3 separate regions of the Mus musculus genome follow, and regions 2 and 3 are each linked to region 1. The links are chromatin loops, found by intact Hi-C in ENCODE. Cell type or tissue: left cerebral cortex. All regions are shown on one strand. Each heading gives the region's core, and the rest is flanking DNA. Links, peaks and the distances in the headings are about the cores only. Region 1 holds the start of Klhl42 (kelch-like 42). Region 2 holds the start of Mrps35 (mitochondrial ribosomal protein S35). Region 3 holds the start of Ccdc91 (coiled-coil domain containing 91).

Region 1 (6,059 bases), core at 868-5,867:
GGCTTAAGAGCTGGTGACGACTGTATTTTTTTTTCTCCCTAAGTTTTGTTGTTCTGGCTCCAGAGAAAACCAGTTCGTGTACTTGTTTGACTTTTTATTATTAAACAAAACAAAACAAAACAAAACAAAACAAAACAAAACAAAAAAAAAAACAAGAGCCGGACATACGTGGTGGTCTACAAAGTCAGTTCCAGGGCAGCCAGGGCTATACAGAGAAACCCTGTCTCGAAGAACAAACAAACAAAGAAAACAAAAACAAAACTTAAAAGGAAAAAAGTAGAAAAAGAAATATATTTAAAATGTTTAATTTTGCGATAAATGCAATTGTATATATTCTGGTTACTTCTTAGGGCCAGTAGTTTTCTTGTAAGCCTAAAAGAAACTAAGAATTCGACCCCAATTCAGCATGCTCATAACGAAGGGGAAATATGACAGCCTTGAAAAGGCATATGGCTCCATCCCCAGTAACTCTGTGACCCCACCTACCTGCCTCCCTGCTGAACACCATTCGAATGCGCATGTCTCACAGCCACTTCGTGTTTGCCCATGTGGTGGGCAGAGACAACTTGCCAGAGTTGGGTTTTCCTGCTACCACATGGTTCCGAAGTTCAAACTCAGAGTATCAGGAGTCCTCAGCAAGCACTTTGACCTGCCCAGCCACCCCACCAGCCAGCCAGCTGGACATAACCTTATTTATTCTCTCTCTCTCTCTCTCTCTCTCTCTCTCTCTCTCTCTCTCTCTCTCTCTGCCCTGCTCGTGCCCCCCCCCCCTTTTCTCCAGACAGGGTTTCTCTATGTAGTCCTGGCTGACCTTGAACTCAGGTAGGCCTGCCTCTGCCTCCTGGATGCTGTGACTAAAGGTGTGAGCACCACCAGCCGTCTGTTAGTTATTTCTAACAGGATCTTTTCTGGTTTTGGTGCTGTCATGGAGACCTAGGACCTTGTGTGTGCTGGCTAAATGTTCTGCCACTGATCTGGGAACGCTGACTTTGAGAGACAAGTCAACTTTCCTCACTTTCAACACCTATGTTTTTGAGACATTGTCTCCCAGTGCAGGCTTGGCTAGCCTGGGACTTGTTATGGGGACCAGGCTGGCCTTAAACTCAGATCTGACTCCTTCTGCCTCCTAAATTCTGAAATTAAAGGTGTTTGTCACATGACTTATTTTGCCAGAGAGTGTTTTCTTGACCCCAGGTGTATAGTAGATGCACAAATCAAACATTCACTGATAGTAAACCAGAAATAATTTTATTTTGGGGCTGGAGAGATGGCTCAGGAGTTAAGAGCACTGACGATTCTAGAGGTCCTGAGTTCAATTCACAGTAACCACATGGTGGCTCACAGCCATCTGTAATGGAATCTGACGCCCTCTTCTGGTGCGTCTGAAGAGAGAAACTGTGTACAAAATAAATATTTTTTTTAAAAAAAGAATTTTATTTTAAACAAATCTTTGAAATGCATAGAATTTTACCATGTATTAAAACAAAATTTGTATGCTAATGATATGGATGTGCTTGTTAATTTGCACAAAATATTTTTGAATTAATCTCCTCTTTGACAATTTCACACATGTACATAATATATCTGGAGCATACTCTCCACCAATTAATTCCTCCCCCAAACACTTCCAGTAAATATCCCCTTCCTGCTTCAGGCCCTCTGTTGGCTGGCTGGCTTGCTTTCTTCTTCTTCTTCTTCTTCTTCTTCTTCTTCTTCTTCTTCTTCTTCTTCTTCTTCTTCTTCTTCTTCTTCTTCTTCCTCTTCCTCTTCCTCTTCCTCTTCTTCTTCCTCCTCTTCCTCCTCCTCCTCCTCCTCCTCCTCCTCCTCCTCCTCCTCCTCCTCCTCCTCCTCCTCCTCCTCCTCCTCCTCCTCCTCCTCCTCCTCCTCCTCCTCTTCTTCTTCTTCTTCTTCTTCTTCTTCTTCTTCTTCTTCTTCTTCTTCTTCTTCTTTTTTTGGTAACCTTGCTGGAATGTTGACCATTCTTCTTGTTGGCTATCTAGTGCAGACCATAGTTCTGAGAGCTCACCAGTGTGATCTCCTCTTCCCGTACAAAAGACACACATTCCACAGCAAATCCTCCCCACTCTCCCACCTTTATGCTCTTTTAGCCCCTTCTTCCAAGTAGTTCCCTGAGCTTGTGGGGAGAGGTTGCTATAGAAGTCCGGTTAGGGCTGAACACCCAGTCCCTTGTTCTCAGCACTTTGATGAGCTGTCTGCCCACTACAGACAGAGACTTCTTGGGCCAAGGCGGATGGAGAGCAGCACTGATCTGTGGCTATGAACGTAAGTATTCAGAAGGTAACTTGATAGCATATCCATTTAGCAAAGCAACAGCAGTGAGCCCCTTAGGGCTGTGACCCTGAGCACCAATTGTCAGTGTTTAATGATCAATGACAGCTTCATCCACTCAATGATGACATTAAACAACGTGTTCATGAAGCCTTGATACTACTATAGCTTAAATACTTTGTAACAAAGAAGTTTATATGTATTTGTCTTTATGCCCAGCTTTTTAGAACACTGTGTGGTTTACTGAAGTTATTGGATCTTTTAAGATGCCCCATCGTATGGCCAGGGGTTAAAATCTTGCAGGAGCGGTGCCCAGTATTGTCAGGTACCACTTCAGATTGCAGTCCAGCTGACCTCACTGTGGTAATGTGACCAGGGTTGAATTGCCTCTCTAATGAGAATCATTCTCAAAGGTTGGCTTTCTGGTTTGTTTTAAAAGGCAAGAGAATACCAGTTGGTCTGGAAACAAAAGCTTCCATTGGTAAAGATTCTAAAGAGCCAGAGACTAAGAGCCTGTTCTTCTGGTGACTCACTGAATCCTGCCTTGCTGATGGAGGCGCAGACAGATCCAGGTCCAGCCTTTTTTAAGTCAGCCCTCCCAGAAGCCCCCAGCCTGATGTCTAATGGTAGCTGTGGCATTTTGCCTTGCTGTAGAATCTACTAAATCCTTGGCCCCTCACCTGAAACCCTCCTCATACCCCAAACACTGAGAGTGACAGATGGGGAACGGAAGCCTGCCAGGAATGATTGCAGGCCTGTCAATCACGGGGCTGTGTTCCAAGTTTCTCAGAGTATCCAAGAAAGTAAGGCATAGCAAGCCTCAGGTCCATGTGTTGTGTCTCTTTCCCATGGGAAGGCCGGATCCTGCTAGAATGTTTTCTGTACTTCATAGTTCCTTACCTTTGTGTGTATTCTGCAGAATATAATGGCCGACAGCCCTCTCTCTGTGAAGCAGCCGACGGACACAGTAATGCTGGGGAATGCAAGGCAGGGCACCATGGGTACCAGGGCAGACACTATCGCTTCATTACAGCCTTTGGGATCCAGCCTTCTAACCAAGCGTCCCGCCAGGGAACATAGGAAAATGTTCTTTCCTAACAGCTATGATGGGATGGTGGTGGTGGGGTAGATAGGGATGAGAGCGGGCAAGTGCTACCCAGAGGGGACAGCTCTGACGCATCTTCATCTCCGCATCCCCATCTCCGCATCCTCTCCACCCACCTGCCCTTTTTGCTGCTCAGAGACTCTGCTGTCTTGGTGCTGGGGTTTGAACCATGCCACTGCCTGCCTTCCTATCTGTCTGTCTTGTCCATGGAGTTAATAACTCTTCTAATAAATTGCTTAGCCCTAGTAATCCGTTAGTCCACTCTGGAACCACCCCGCGGATCTAAAACCTCGCAGTACTGACTGGCCCAGGAAAACTCACACAGGGACTGTGGGGCTGCGGGAAACACCAGAAGATCAAGTACGGTGACTTGTGCGTAGGGGGCGAGCACCGCGAACCGACGCGTTTGTTTGTTTCCTAACAACACCGTGCTGGAGAAATGCACAGTGGTTAAGAGTGCACACTCCTGCTGCGGAGGACAGGAGCTCCGTTTCCGCGTAGGGCAGCTCACAACCGCCCTTACCTCAGGCTGCAGGGTGATCTGCCGCCTTTGGCTTCCTGGCACCTGCATTGTAGCGGAGGAACCCACATAGACACATGGATTAAAGATCAGAGAGGCCGTTTACTCGGAGGGCGTGTGACGCACCGGCGGGGCTGAGCCCGGGGCCCGCGGCCCGCGGCGGCGGAAGGAAGGAAGCGAGAGCGCAGGCCGGGCTCGGCGGAGGCTGTGCGCCCGGGGGAGGAGCCTGAGCGGCCGAGCGGCGGGGCGCAGCGGCCCAGCCATGTCGGCCGAGGAGATGGTGCAGATCCGCCTGGAAGACCGCTGCTACCCGGTGAGCAAGAGCAAGCTGATCGAACAGAGCGACTACTTCCGCGCGCTCTACCGCTCCGGCATGCGCGAGGCCGTGCGGCCCGAGGTGGGCCCGGAGGTGCAGCAGCTGCGCGGCCTGAGCGCTCCGGGCCTGCGGCTGGTGCTGGACTTCATCAACGCGGGCGGCGCGCGCGAGGGCTGGGGCCTGAGCGAGGACGAGCTGGCCGAGGCTAGTGTGCTGTCCGAGATGGTGGAGGCCGCGTCCTTTCTGCAGGTCACGGCGCTTCTGCGCTTGCTGCTGTCGCACGTGCGTCTGGGCAACTGCCTGGAGCTGTACCGCCTGGCGCAGGTGTACGGACTGCCCGACCTGCAGGACGCCTGCCTGCGCTTCATGGTGCTGCGCTTCCACCAGGTGCTGTGTCAGCCGCAATTCCCGCTACTGTTGTCGCCGCCGCAGGCCCCCGGGGACTGCAGCCTGAAGCAGAGGCTGAGGGAGGCCCGCATGCGCGGGACCCCGGTCCTGGTGGCCCTGGGGGACTTCCTCGGGGGACCCCTTGCCCCGCACCCGTATCAGGGGGAACCCCCGTCCATGCTTAGGTACGAGGAGACCACGGAGCGCTGGTTCCCCCTGGCCAACAACCTGCCCCCCGACCTGGTGAACGTCAGGGGCTACGGCTCAGCCATTTTGGACAACTACCTCTTCATCGTGGGTGGTTACAGGATCACCAGCCAGGAGATCTCTGCCGCACACTCCTACAATCCCATCACCAACGAGTGGCTGCAGGTGGCCTCCATGAACCAGAAGCGGTAAGTGCAAAGGGGGTGTCTGCACCCTTCATTCATTGCCCTGGTGTTTGCTGGCCAGAGGCGATGGCATCTTGCTTAGTGCTGCTGGCCTGTCGCCTCTGGCGGAGTTCCCAGGGAGCCCAGGGCTTGCTAGGAAGAAGACGAGTACTGTGTCAGCTAGCCTAGTGGTCTTCTTTCAGGTGCAGGCCCCAGGTAAGAATGGTTTCTCTGCCTTAGACCGGCTTGCAGAGAAGGCTATTGGGAAAGATAACGGTTGTTTTTCCTTCGCTTTTCTTTAACTTGTCTGACCCGAATTACGGAGACACTAGCAGTAACTTGTAATTCTGGCTTCAGAAATTTTTGTTGTTGCTGACAGTGACTTTGGATCCTTCTCACTTGGGTAGGAGAGCGTGCATCCCCTCTCCCTAGGATGGTGTAAGGGATTTGCCAGAGAGGATTCTCTTCTCTTTTCATCCTCACTTTTGTTTCTTATTTCCTTCTAAGACGGCAATCATCTTTGACCCAAAACTTGAGCCTGGAGCGGTCAGCTACAGAATGGGCGTACCCTTGTCTCTCCAAGTCTGTTGTCTATCTGGGATGCCTCAGACTCCCCGGTCTGGATGCCTGAGTCCCTTGTGGGTAGCTTTAGCATGTACATATAAACCCTACATATACACCTATGCATATATACATTAGCGCATATATATATATATATATATATATATATATATATATATATATATATATATATATATATATACCCTCCTGCATATGTTCAGATGGTTTTCCTTTATCTTGGTATGTTCCTCAGGCTGGTCTTGAACTCCTAGGCATGAGGGTCTGCCATCCTCTGCCTTCCAGCCTTCAGAGAGCTGGGACTAAAGGTGTACAGTACAGTATTGGCTTTCTACAATAAATAATCTGTAACTTATAACTTCAAATGTAAGGCATCTACCATGTCAGTGGTTGAAGGAATGACAAAAACCAACTCGTACTGTTCAATTTCCCCCTCTTATGGCTTGAAGATGCATTCCTTTCCACTTCACCCATCTTTCCCAAGTGGCCTGG
Region 2 (6,059 bases), core at 231-5,230, 48 kb before region 1:
TCTTTGATCCAGAGCTTATTAGAGTGCCTGGGAGTGGAGCTTCCTCTGGGTGTTGTAGGACTGGCTGCAGAGTTTGTGTCCAAGGTCTGTCTAGGGCACTGACTCAGACTGGAAGAAACCTATGTCACTGGTCGGGCAGAGTTCCTGGGTGCCTGGGTCCCAATGGTCTCAGTTACGTCCAGTGTTGGGGCAGATGTTGTATCCTCCTTACTTCTGATCCTATGATCCTGGGCTTATTTATTTATTTTTCCTTTTTTAGGACAATCACTGGGTAACTTGTAACTCACTACATAGACCAGGCTGGCCTCCAACACACAGAAAACCACCTGCCTATGCCTTTTGAGTTAAAGGCATGTGTTACCATGCCCAATGGAGAGCCTTTTTTTTCTTCTTTTAAAGGTTATTTATTTATTATGTATGATTATTTTGCCTTCACGAATGTCCTTGCACCTCATGCATGCCTGGTACCTGTGAAAGCCAGAAGAGGGCATTGTAGCTGAAATTACAGATGATTGTGAAGCACCATATGGATGCTGGGAATTGAACTAGGGTCCTCTAGAAGAGCAGTTACTGCTTTTAAGTGCTGTGCCACCTCTCCAGTCTTCCCTCCCCAACACATATGCACGTTCTTAACTCCATCTCATGATGTAATCAGTGCTGTTCTGGTGACTGAAGCGGCTGCATGCTCTCTCCCTGCCTGGAGATTGGTACTTTATCTGGAAACAGATGAGCTTTGTTCACATGCTTTTTAAAAAGAACTTAGTTTTTATTGAAAATTATCCCTCATATTAACCTAGGCTTCAAATTAGTAAACGACCATTAAAAAAAGAAGGCTTAAAGTTTTTCAATTGTTCTACCCAGAATTACCTATGTAATCTGTAGAGATCAATGAAAACTGAAAATGTGGAGTCCCCTTGCAGAATTTAATAAGAACATAAGCCACCAGTGGATGATTGTACTTCCAAAGCCTTTCCAGCTGAAAAATTACAGTTTAGAAACTTCTGCTGGCAAACTAATACATGCTTTATACTGTAAACCATCTTTGCTTACTGATACTTTATAAAGGAGTTACTTGTAAAGATGATTTTTAATCTGTGTGTGTGAGCCATAGGACTGTGCACATGACTGCAGGTGCTCATGGAAGCCAGAGCCTATGAAGCAAGAGCTACTTAAGGTTATGGGCCTTTCTGCACTGGTCTAAGGAATCCAGTTCTGGTCCACCGCAAAAATAATACATGAAAAGACAAGGTCAAAATTTAAACTCGAACAATCTAGTTCAAAAGGCCACTTGAACAAACAAACAAAGTGGTAGGGGTGCAGCCACACTGTGCCATTGTGTTGTCCCCTCATCCCCCAAGGCCTTTGCCTCTGGTGCTTGTTACTTTCTCTGTTGGATGGCAGTCATTTAAGAAGTATAACGGCATTGGGGCATGATGGTGCATGCCTTTAATCCCAGCACTCGGGAGGCAGAGGCAGGCGGATTTCTGAGTTCGAGGCCAGCCTGGTCTACAAAGTGAGCTCCAGGACAGCCAGTGCTACACAGAGAAACCCAGTCTCGGAAAAAAACAAAACAAAAAAACTATAAAGACTGCTAAAATGTTAAAGCCTTACCCCTGGAGTTTAACCCTCAGAACCTAGGTGGTGATGGGATAGAACCAAAGAACTAATTCCCTTAAACTGTTCTCTTACTAGTGCACACACACACACACACACACACACACACACACACACACACACACACACACACAGAGTAATTAAAAGCTAGGTGTTATGCTATATTCCAGCAATTGGGAGACTAGAGCAGCATGATTGTAAAGAAAGAGAAAGGGCAGAAGGAGAAGGAAGAAAATGGAACAAAGAAAAAAATGGGCTGAAGAGGTGGAGAGGTGGTGCATTGATTAAGCAGGGACTACTCTTCCAAGGGACTAAGGTTCGGTTTCCAGCATCCACGAGGAAGCCCATTATTTCCCTAACTCCATGTCCGCTGCTGGCGCAGTGAGCAATACAGGCACATGGTGTGCTGATATGCAGGAAAACACCGATATACATAAAATATACAAATAAACGGGAAAGGAGAAAAACGTCTTAGAGCAGCCATTAAAACAAACAAACAAACAAACAAACAAACAAACAAACAAACAGGCCAGTAGACGTAGACTGTGAGACTTCTAGGTCAGAGTCCCCATCATTCCACAACAGTCAACCAAGAGCCACAGCTCCACTATCCCTTTGCCCAGTGCTCTTCCGTTCCCAGGTTACACACTTCCGGTCCCGCCCCCTCCCGGCGGTGCTTGTCCGCTCCGGCTCGCCGTCCTTTATCATGGCGGCCGCCGCGCTGCAGCTGAGGCAGACCCTGTGCCCGGGAGCGCGCGTCCTGCGCACCTTCTCCTCGGTCGCCAGCCCCGCGGCTCCGAGAGCCGGCCCGCGTGAGTGTGGGTGCGTCGCTGCGGGCTGGGGGGCGGGGAGAAAGGAGGCCGTGCGCTCCGTGACCTTCCTGTGTTTTTCTGGAGGTCGTCGCGCATTTCCACGAGTGCGTTCGCTGAGCCCGGCACACCGCAGGGGTTCGGGGCGCACTGTAGTGTGAGAGGCGGTGCAAGCGTGGGGCTGGAGGGAATGCAGCGATGGGAGCCGCGTGCAAGAGTGGGCAGCAGGAAAGGCTCGGCCAGGAGCGGGCACCTGCCCACCAGGGCCTTCCCCGCCGCCTCTCCTGCAGGGCATGCTTCTTCCTTCCGCGCTCGCTCTCCTGCAGACCTGCTCACAGCACGTCGTGCCTTTCCACTCCCTTGTTGAAAATCCACAAATGGTTTCCGGGCAAATTATAGATTACTTAATACATCATAGTGGCTCCTCATAGTCCTAAGATGTGTCTATCCCCAAGTTTTCGCTCTTTTATTCTCTTAAGTGTGTTAGGCAGAGTTGCAGAGGTTAGCAGTCTATCAAAGTTTTGAAGTAGCGCGTAGACACAGGTAAACGGTAACAATAAAACTTATTATCACGAAGAAAAAGAAAGCACAGTATTGAAAACGATATGCTGTTGAAGAAGTGGCTATAAGGTAGGATGGAATAGTGAGGAGAAACCTCCCAGAGGAAAAGATGTTTGAGCAGTCACGACGATTTGAGAGAAGAGCGCTGTTCTTCTCAAAGAGGTTAGACATGATCAAGGAAAAGAAAGGGACACCCGGGCCAGAGGTGTTCAAGTAAAGGGTCGAGTGGCAATCCAAGATGTCAGAGTAGTGGGCTGAGCTTTAAGGATTTGGGGGCGTTTGGTTTTGATTTGAGCTTGGACTTTGTTAGAAGTCGAGGATCACACTATAATAGAGAAGTGACATGGTTTCTACTTGTGAAGGATCTATCACTGGCATCTGCGTGGTGACTCACTTCAGCAGGGTAAGACTGCAAGACCTATTTGGAGGCTGTTGGTATTCCAAGCAAGATGATGGTAACAGTGCAGAAGGTGGTTTGGCTTATTATCGGATGTAGTTTGAGGATGAAGCCAAGTAGGATTTACTGATGGATTTGATGTAGGCCTTGAAGATAAACCCTTTCCTGAGCCGTTGGATGAGTGTTAGTGCCGTTTACAGGGATTAGAAACCCTTTGCTAAGCCTGTCTTGTGGATGCACATTAAATATGGTGACCCTCTTCAGTTGTCTGTCCTTTTTTCAATATCAGCCATACTGAGTCTGAGTTCATTTACTTGTTTCTATTTTTTGTGCTCTCTCTAATCTATAAGGTCAGATAAGAGGGGTATTTGGCAATGTGAACTAAATGCAGCTGTGGCCAGCTGTTTGGCACTGTAGGAATAAGCATCTCAGTAGCAAGCATCTCCTTGTGCTCTGAAGACTGAGTCTGATGTTGCGGACATTCCTAGTCTGCATCACTCAAGATGGGATGATGCGCATTTCTCTGTAGATTCAGCCCAAAAGTGAATAGTACCATAAAAAGCCTATAGATTGTCCCACCATGGCAGAGACTAAGAATTCCTTTAGCAGAGTTTCTGCTTCCTGAAATATACTTGCATATCTCTTCTTTACCTTCTGGCCAAGGGCATCTCTTCAGTATTTTGGAATACTCAGACTTCCATCATTGAAAGAGGAATTCCTCTTAGAAATTCAAGCAAACAAACTCCAAGTTCACTGAGGACCATGAATGTGCCAAGTCAAAGCTGAGGTACAAAGTATCTGGGGTTTCTAGAATTCTCCCATCACCCACTAGGGCTGCCTCTCTTCTCACACTCTAGAGTTCGTTATGAAATCCCTACTTTAACCCGATTTGAGGTTTTCTTAATGAAAACATCCAACAAGGTATAGATTGTCAACAACAAGAACAAAATGTATAATCAGCGTCATAGTCTAGCTGACAGGCAAGTACTGCCTTGAAAGTCTGTTTTTCTAAAACCCACAGAATGAAATGTTACTAAGTTGTAAAAGTATGGACCCCCCTTCATGAATCTGCCTGTCATCGGTATGCAGGACCGTTCATTGCAGCAATAGAAAACCTAACCAGGACAGGTAATAAACTGGAAAGGGATTCCCTAGGAGACTTGATTCTCATAGTTAGGAAGGTGAAGACATCTCATGACAGACCACCTGCAGACTAGCAGCACAGGTGTCAGCCATCTGCAGGCTATATACTGCAGCAACAATACTGAGCAAAAGCTGTGTTGTACTCATTACTGTGTTCCTGGTTTGTGATGAATAGTAGCCCTCGGTTTTGGAAAGAATGAGCATTGTGGGATGAATAGAAATATGTCAGATGAAGAAACAGAGTAGGGACAGGGAAGGAGAGCCAGGATCATGGGAAATGTGTTCCAGGCAGAGAACAGAGTTTAGCATTGGAGACAGGGCTGGGGACATGGCCTGGTACTGAAAGCCCCTTGCAGCTGTGGAGCTCTTAAAAGTAAGGCTGGAGGCAGTAGACCAAAACATGAGGAATCTTGCATGCTATGCTGCAGTCACCTTATCTTGTCCTTTGATTTTCTTGACTAAAAGTGGCCTCTAAAAAAGACAGTAATACTTTTATTTGTCATAGTGAGTAAGGCTAAATAAGTGATGAGGAGTAGTCTAGGATAGTCTATGGAGAAGTACTTAGTGAGTGTTGCTGTTTCTATAGCAAAGCATTTGTTTAACTATGGTAAAAGAACTTTTGGTATGTGAAGACTCCAACCACTTCTACAGTCCTGTGACTGAAATGTTCTGTTCATGAGTTTTGGTATTGATCATTTTTGTCATTGGACATTTCAAATCAGCTATCTTTAAAGATTCGGAATACTTTCACAGGTATTATGTCAGAACATGAGCTTACTATACTATAAAGCCTAGAATTCGTGAAAATATTTTCTTAGCTGGGTATGGATGCTGCATGCCTGTAATTGCACTTGGGAGACTGAGGCAGAAGTATTGCAGCAAGTTAAGAACCAGCCTGGGCTACTGTGTAAGACTCTGAAGGAAGGATGTATTTCTTTAGATGATGACTTTACTGTATCATAATTGCCATGGAGTTTCTTTATCCCCATTATTCACAACTTAGAGAAAGCGGGTTATTGTTCCATTTTCATGTTACTAAATATCATAAGTTGTGTTAGACCTGTAAGCCAGTGATTTTGAACAATGGTTCATTATAAATTCTTGTCTTTTAGGTACGGCATCCAGAAGCGAAAGGCCGATGAGGAGAAAGGTACACGTGAATTTGTTTACTCTGCTCTATTCTAATGGTTTCTGAAGCCCTGAGGTGAAGTGGAGGGTGCCCTAGAGGAGGCTTCACAAGGCCTCTGGGCAGCTCCCAGATCTTGCTAGGAGTTAGCTTTCAAATCATCAGCTCCAGGAAGTAGACTTACTCAGACACACCAGAAAGCAGGTGCACACAGAACACAGACTGTTTGATGACGCTTTCAGTGGTCAGCGTTAATCTCCTCTAGGCATTGTTTTTCTCCTCTGGGCATTGTTAGGAGCTCAGGTCAGTTGATGAGCAAGGAGTCCAAGGCCCAGGCAGTGGTCACCTAGGGCAGTAATTTTCAGAAAAATATTTCTCACTTTGGGACATGTACCACCCTGATGTTAAA
Region 3 (6,059 bases), core at 831-5,830, 390 kb after region 1:
ATATCTATATTGAGGGTTTTGCAGAATTTCTGATTAAAATGTCCTTGATTACCAAGTGGTGGAATGCAGTAGATCCAGAAACAAAATTAACTTGGACTGTCTTTAGTTTCCTTAATAGCCATTTATGCCCATGTTCATATGTGATCTAACATTCCCTTTTGCTATCAGGTGACATCTTTGGAATGTATTTACTTAGCAGAATACCAGAATCCACTAAAGCTAAGAAAGCCATAACATCTGGAATATATAGGCAGAGACTTCTCTGCTGAGATGTAGCCTGTCTAGCTCACGTCTTCAACAATGTTTGAAAGTGGATTTATTTGACTTTATTTTGTCCTGTGACAATGAAAAGGTTATACCATCTCATCCTTGGTGGAACACATCATTTTACTGTAGTTTGAGTTACTGTTCCCAGGCCACAATTACTTATATTTGGATAGCAATAAAGTATCCCTTATTTTTTTCTTGAATGGAGGCTGTGTTTTACACTGACAGCTGTCACAGCCTGTCTCCACTATCATCTTTGCTTTCACTATATCTGCCTACAAATTGTATCTATCCTACAACTCCAGGTAAGTGAAAACATTAAGTTCACATCCTTCCTTCCATCCTCCCTTCCTTTTCTTTTCTTTCTCTCCTTCTTTGCTCTGTCTGTTCTTTGTTTGGAGCATAGTCCTCTTTCTTAGCTGGATTTGATCCTATTGATTCCTTAGGGCTTGTCTTGAGCTTTCTTTCTAATGAGCAACACTTCCTGGTTAGCCAGGTTGAGAGGAGCACTCAGCGCCTCTAATTTGGCTAGGCCCCATTTCTGATTTGATTGGATCTTTCTCTACATTTGCTCTTTTTGAGGGTGGGAGCCATACTTCTCGTCTCAGGTACTATGGGTTTGTAGTCATATGCACAACAAATGTCTAGAGCAGTGTCAGCTGGCTTGTAGAAGCACTTCGATGAGTAATCAAGATCAAGATTTGTTCTCCAGAAGTGAGACACAGAAGATATGAAAGACCTCCCTTCTTGCAGAAGGGAGTGTAACATGGTGTAGAAGAGGACCAAAGTTCCTAAAGGGTAGAACTAGCATGTGACTCAGGAATTATAGTCTATGTCCAATATCTATCCACAAAGCTTCTAGAAGACTGTTCACAGAAGTACTTCATGTAAGTGGACTCACAAAACATTATGCTAAGTGGGTCAGATCAGGCACAAAAGGTCACACTTTGTATGTAATTAGACATATCTTGAGGAAGTGGATTAATGTTGCCTAGGGCAGGTGTGATGTGTGAAGAGATGGAGGAAGGGAATAACTGCTGAGGAGCATGGAATCTCCTTTGACAGCTGGAAAGAATAAAGTTGATGTGGTGATGGGTGCTTACATGTAAGCATGTTAAACATTTAAAGATAAAATTACCAATTACTTTGTGGGGTTTCTGAGGTGAGATTCTGATGACCGATACACAGTGATCTGAAACTAGAGTGGTGGCAGTAGGGATAAACGGTCATTTTGTTGGGTCAGATGTTTCGATGGAAACCCAAAGGCATTAAAATTTCAAGCACAAAGAGAAAAGATAAGGTGACACATAGATATTGACTATCAGTTTATGAAATGCTTATTGAATGTATTTCCACTTTCTTGACTACTAGACTAGATGTAAAGGAGAAATGGGAAACAGCTTGCTGAGTATACAAAGAAGTGGTCCTTGACTTGGTGCTCAACTGGAAATTAAAAAAGTATATGTGTGTAAGGAAGCATCAAATTTCTATAAGAGAAATACAACTTATTTGTGCAAAGAATGGGCAGGATGGAAAAGGTCAGAAGAGGTGACCTGCTCAGTATTAGTTGTTCACTAAGGACTTCAAGTTGCCCAGCTCAGTGAAGGCATGTCAAGATCCTGTTGATACTTCCCACTCAGTACAGAGATTAAAGATAGTTCAGTCAATTTTGTTCAGTGGAAGGAAGAGAAAAGCAATTCCCAATAATGCTCTCTGTGTGAAGATTAGAAGTTGTCCACAGACTCACATTCAAACGATCAGGGCACTAGGCAGTAAAATATCTTGGATATATTTGGTTCATTCCCAGATTGTTACCACTTGACTAGTTCCAAGTAAATGGTATACGTTCAATAAAAATTAAGTGAATGTTGTCTAAACCATCTGAGAAGTGTGCTACCTGTTGACCATTTCTATGTAACAGTCACGACAGTCTACACAATTACTCTCCCCTTCAAACAAAAACCTACCAAGTGTATGGCATATTCCCTTCAGGAAAAGATGTTGACTGACAGCTTTGCTGTAAGGATGTGGAACAGCTAAAAAACAACTGTTTTTAGTGGAATATGAACGAACTGCTATGAGAGAGTTGATTACAAGTGCTACAGTCCTAGCGCTGAAGATCTTTAAAATCCAGTGGTTTAGAGAAGCTTTCAGCTTGGGCACGTTCAGGAACTTGAGAGTTCCGCTAAGCCGATAGGTCCAGACATCACGTCAAACATTTCTTGAGCATGTCATAGTGCCGGGTGCTTTATTCAGTTCTCACATTTTGGTTGTTTGTAAGAGGCAAAGGCTCTTCTCGTGGTAGATTCGAGTTCTGGACAGAAGAAAAATTCAGATTTGGTAGGTGGTTTTATGGGCCTGTCACTAAGAGAGATTGAGAACCTTTACTAGGAGGTAGATCTTGAGAAAGGTCAGGAAAAGCGTTAAGTCGAAGCCAATCTATAGCAGAGTCAATTACCTGAGAATCACTCAACTAGGAGGTTCTTCTTGTGGCCTAGCCAGCTGAATCTCTGTTAGGAGGAATATCTGTTGAATAGTTTGTTTTGGCTCAGGACAAAAGATAAAGACATGATGTAGTTTTTGAGGATGGTCAGGCCAGTGTATATCAGGTCAATCCACTTCACAGGTCAGGTCTCTCTTCAGATGAGGCTCAGCTGGCCTCCTCTTGGGGGGTCATGTGATGCGCCCGCGGATGCCTGGAGCGCCGCGCGCAGGCCTGGGCGGGCCTAGGTAGAAATCAACTTCCGGTGAGGATGTCCTGGACGCCGGGTGGTGTGTGGGCTGCCCGAACGTGGGTTCCTGGGCCAGCAGTCACCGGGAGGGGGGTGGTTGCGTAGCCGGTGTCCCGGAGCCAGTGTCTGAGAGCCGGGTGTGACGCGCAACAGCGCGGGGAGCACTGCGGTGGGCGCAGGTAATCGGGTGCTCGCCGTCTGGGTCCGGGTCTCGGCCGCGGGTGGGAACGTGACCAAGTTACTGCGAGTCGCGAGGCCGCGGCCGGGCGACTCACGGGACCTGGGTCAGGGAGACACCTCGCTCCCGCCCTCGCCCGCGGGGCCCTGCACTTGGGTAGTCCCGAGTGGAGAGCCATAGTAAGTCCGCTTGTTGTCCGCGCTGTAGTTGCCCCGGCGGAACGGAAGTGTTGACCCTGATGCGGTTCCCGTCGGTGCCGAGCGGCGCACCCCTTCCGGTCTCAGACCTTGGGAAAGCGCGCACTGTGCACTCGGAGTTCTGGAGAGCTGATCGCTGGACACACCCTCAGTGGCGTCTCGGGTTCTCACCCCAGGCGAGCATCGTGCGGAGCGCTTGGCCTCTGTCTGTTACACACCTTTCCCCGCCCCCCCAGGATGCCGCGTCTGCGCGGCTGCCTCCGCAGGAGGGAGCTTTGCACAAGAGTTGTCAGCTGCTCTGACAGCTCTGGGATGGTGAGGCCGCCGTGATCTTGGCCCTCCGCTCTGGGGAAGTGAAGGCTTTGGGCTCAGCTTAGGTCCCTCAGAGGCCGCCCACGAATTCCGACTTATCCCTCCACTGTGCAGACATTGACACGTCTTCGCCCCTAGTTTTAAACTTCCCGGCTCTGTGGAAGGCTATGGAACATGTTTGCATGCTGCGTGGTTGAGGGATTGCCATCTTGTCACAGGGTGGGTCAGCTGTCACCTCAGGATTTAAGACAAAAGCCTGCAGAGTACTCACAGTTTCCTGGGCGACAGAAACCGAGGAGAAGTGCACTTGTAGTCATCTTAGCCACACCTTGTGTTGCTTTTGGGGTTGTTTGAACCTCACCTGTTGGGATAAATGGCTCAGGAAGATGCTAGGTCCGCTGCACCTTGGTGCCACTATGTGGTGTGTTAATGTGTGAAGAATTGCCTGGTGAGAGGTGAGGAAGTTTGGTGTCTCCTAGGATGTCTAGAGATGTTTCAGTGGGCTGGGAACTGTGAACTGGTTGCCTAGCAACACCATACTCCAAATTGGAAAAAAACATAAAACAAAATGAGAAAGTCCAGGATTTTTGAGTTTTTAAGAAAAATATTAATCATCATAATACTTCACAGAAAAAGAAAACTTTAGGAAATCACCTAGAGAAGCATCCATTGTTTGTTCTCTCTCTCTCTCTCTCTCTCTCTCTCTCTCTGGGGTGTGTGTGTGTGTGAGAGAGAAAGAGCCTGTCATCAATTGGGACATTTTATTGAACACCCAGGTACTATCAGATTTGTAAAGAATATAGGATTTTTATTAATAAAGGAAACTTTGAAGGGAATCTCTCTCTATGACACAAGCCAAGTGGGAATCAATTAAGGTGGGTGAGATCTTTCTATTAATGAAAAAGGAGGAAAAATGTTTAAGTTCTAAGGATCACAATCACAGTGCCCTGCTGGCTACTGTTTCCGTATAACTTACCATTAAGTGTTGTCTTTCCTGTAGGATGTAAACGTTTGAAAGGCCACTCTGTATTAATGTGCATGTTAACTTGGTACAGTTTAGGGTTCGGGTTCTGGTTGTCTCCTTTCTTCAGTTTCCAATAACTTGGGTTTAGTTTATTTGAACTAGAGTTGATGTACCTTTTCTTGAAGGACATTTCTTAGAGTTTAGTTCAGGGTAAACTAATTCAGTATGTCTTCGTGTGCACTCACTCTTACAAGTGTGCCTGGTCATATAACATCACCACGGTTTGCTCATTGGGATCCCCCAGGATGGCTACAGATTCATCCTCTGTTGGGTTTTTCCTCTCTGGAGTCATGTAAGTGGAAAGATGAAGCACAGTCCCTTGTTCGTACTTTTTCCCCCCAGAATGCTTTTCTAGCCCTTTTGGTGTCTCCGTAAAAAGGGGACATGGTACTTCTGTCTGTGAGTAGGCCACAGTGTAGTCACTCACTCACTAGTTGGTGGACATTTAGGAGTTTCTGAGTTTTGTGTTTTGGGATGAAGCTGTTAGTAAAAATGCATTTTGGGGGGACAGTCATATTTAAGTCTTTAGAGAGAAAAGTTCTCATTTTCTTTGGTTCAGTGTTGAGAAGCAGGGTGCTGGACCAGGTGGCAGCTGCATGGGTAACGTTTTAGCTCTGCTGTTTACCCTGGTGGCTGCTGTGTGCTGCAGTCCTGCCAGTGAGATGCATGGTTCATGTTGCCATGTGTCAGTTAGGCATTTTAGCTCCTGCTTTAGCTACTTCCGAAGGAGTTTCCTCATGAGTCATTGAGTTTTCGTTTTTTAAATTTGAGGTTCTCAAATAGCCCACTCTGCCTTCAACTGGCTCCGTAGTTGAAGCTAGCCTTGAACTCCTGATCATCCTGCTGTCACCTCCTGAGGCTGGGATTACAGCTGTGTGCCTCCATGCCGGGATCTCACAGATGATTTTGAGATTCTAGTTAACTAACTTGTAAGACATTTTCCTGTGCTGTTGTTGCTGTTTGTATGTTCTTTCAAGAGGCATCCCTCCAAAGTGTTTTGTGAGTTTTTAATTGTCTAATTAAAAAAATCCTATACAATCTGGGCACAAACTTTAGTTTTACATATACATGTGTGTGTGTGTGTGTGTGTGTGTGTGTGTGTGTGTGTGTATAATGTGTATGTATGTCCACAAGTGTTTTCTTTGAGTCTGCCACTTGCTTCTTTTCCTGACACGTGAAATGTGTGAGTGAAATTTCAGTTTTGATGAAATCCATTGGATCAGTTCTTTTTCCTTTTTTTAAAAAATTAATTTGTACACTGTCCAAGGTTGCAAAGAATTTCTGTTTTTCTCTAGACCTTTTCTAGTTTTAGATATTGTGTTTAGGATATGCTGTCAGTTACTCTTCCT

What was found. A loop is a pair of places that touch in the nucleus more often than their neighbours do. Peaks named below come from ENCODE experiments on the same cell type or tissue, not always from the same donor. Only the 100,000 strongest peaks of a DNase experiment are listed, where the experiment ranks them.
Region 2: it touches region 1 in a loop (2.4-fold over the local background); 7 of 42 quality-filtered maps call a loop at or near these places.
Region 3: a loop joins it to region 1, with 4 times the contacts of the local background. A loop is called at or near these places in 2 of 42 quality-filtered maps.

What each region holds. Positions count from the first base shown.
Region 1 is chr6:147,087,356-147,093,414 of GRCm38, forward strand. It overlaps Klhl42 (kelch-like 42), which reads left to right and starts at 3,720. Exons shown (of 3, transcript NM_001081237.1): 1 at 3,720-5,012. The coding sequence starts at 4,177. In left cerebral cortex, for the core only: a CTCF peak has its summit at 1,371 (motif pointing left); DNase peaks (open chromatin) are centred at 3,604, 4,130, 4,346 and 5,017; H3K4me3 peaks cover 2,429 bases; H3K27ac peaks cover 1,863 bases.
Region 2 is chr6:147,040,475-147,046,533 of GRCm38, forward strand. It overlaps Mrps35 (mitochondrial ribosomal protein S35), which reads left to right and starts at 2,296. Exons shown (of 8, transcript NM_145573.2): 1 at 2,296-2,426; 2 at 5,637-5,674. The coding sequence starts at 2,321. In left cerebral cortex, for the core only: a CTCF peak has its summit at 2,279 (motif pointing left); DNase peaks (open chromatin) are centred at 2,292 and 3,291; H3K4me3 peaks cover 1,668 bases; H3K27ac peaks cover 1,210 bases.
Region 3 is chr6:147,472,882-147,478,940 of GRCm38, forward strand. It overlaps Ccdc91 (coiled-coil domain containing 91), which reads left to right and starts at 2,990. Exons shown (of 13, transcript NM_025911.2): 1 at 2,990-3,178. It overlaps Gm6288 (a long non-coding RNA gene), which reads right to left and starts at 2,938. Exons shown (of 4, transcript XR_869623.3): 1 at 2,235-2,938. In left cerebral cortex, for the core only: a CTCF peak has its summit at 3,601; DNase peaks (open chromatin) are centred at 3,049, 3,415 and 4,141; H3K4me3 peaks cover 1,605 bases; H3K27ac peaks cover 1,356 bases.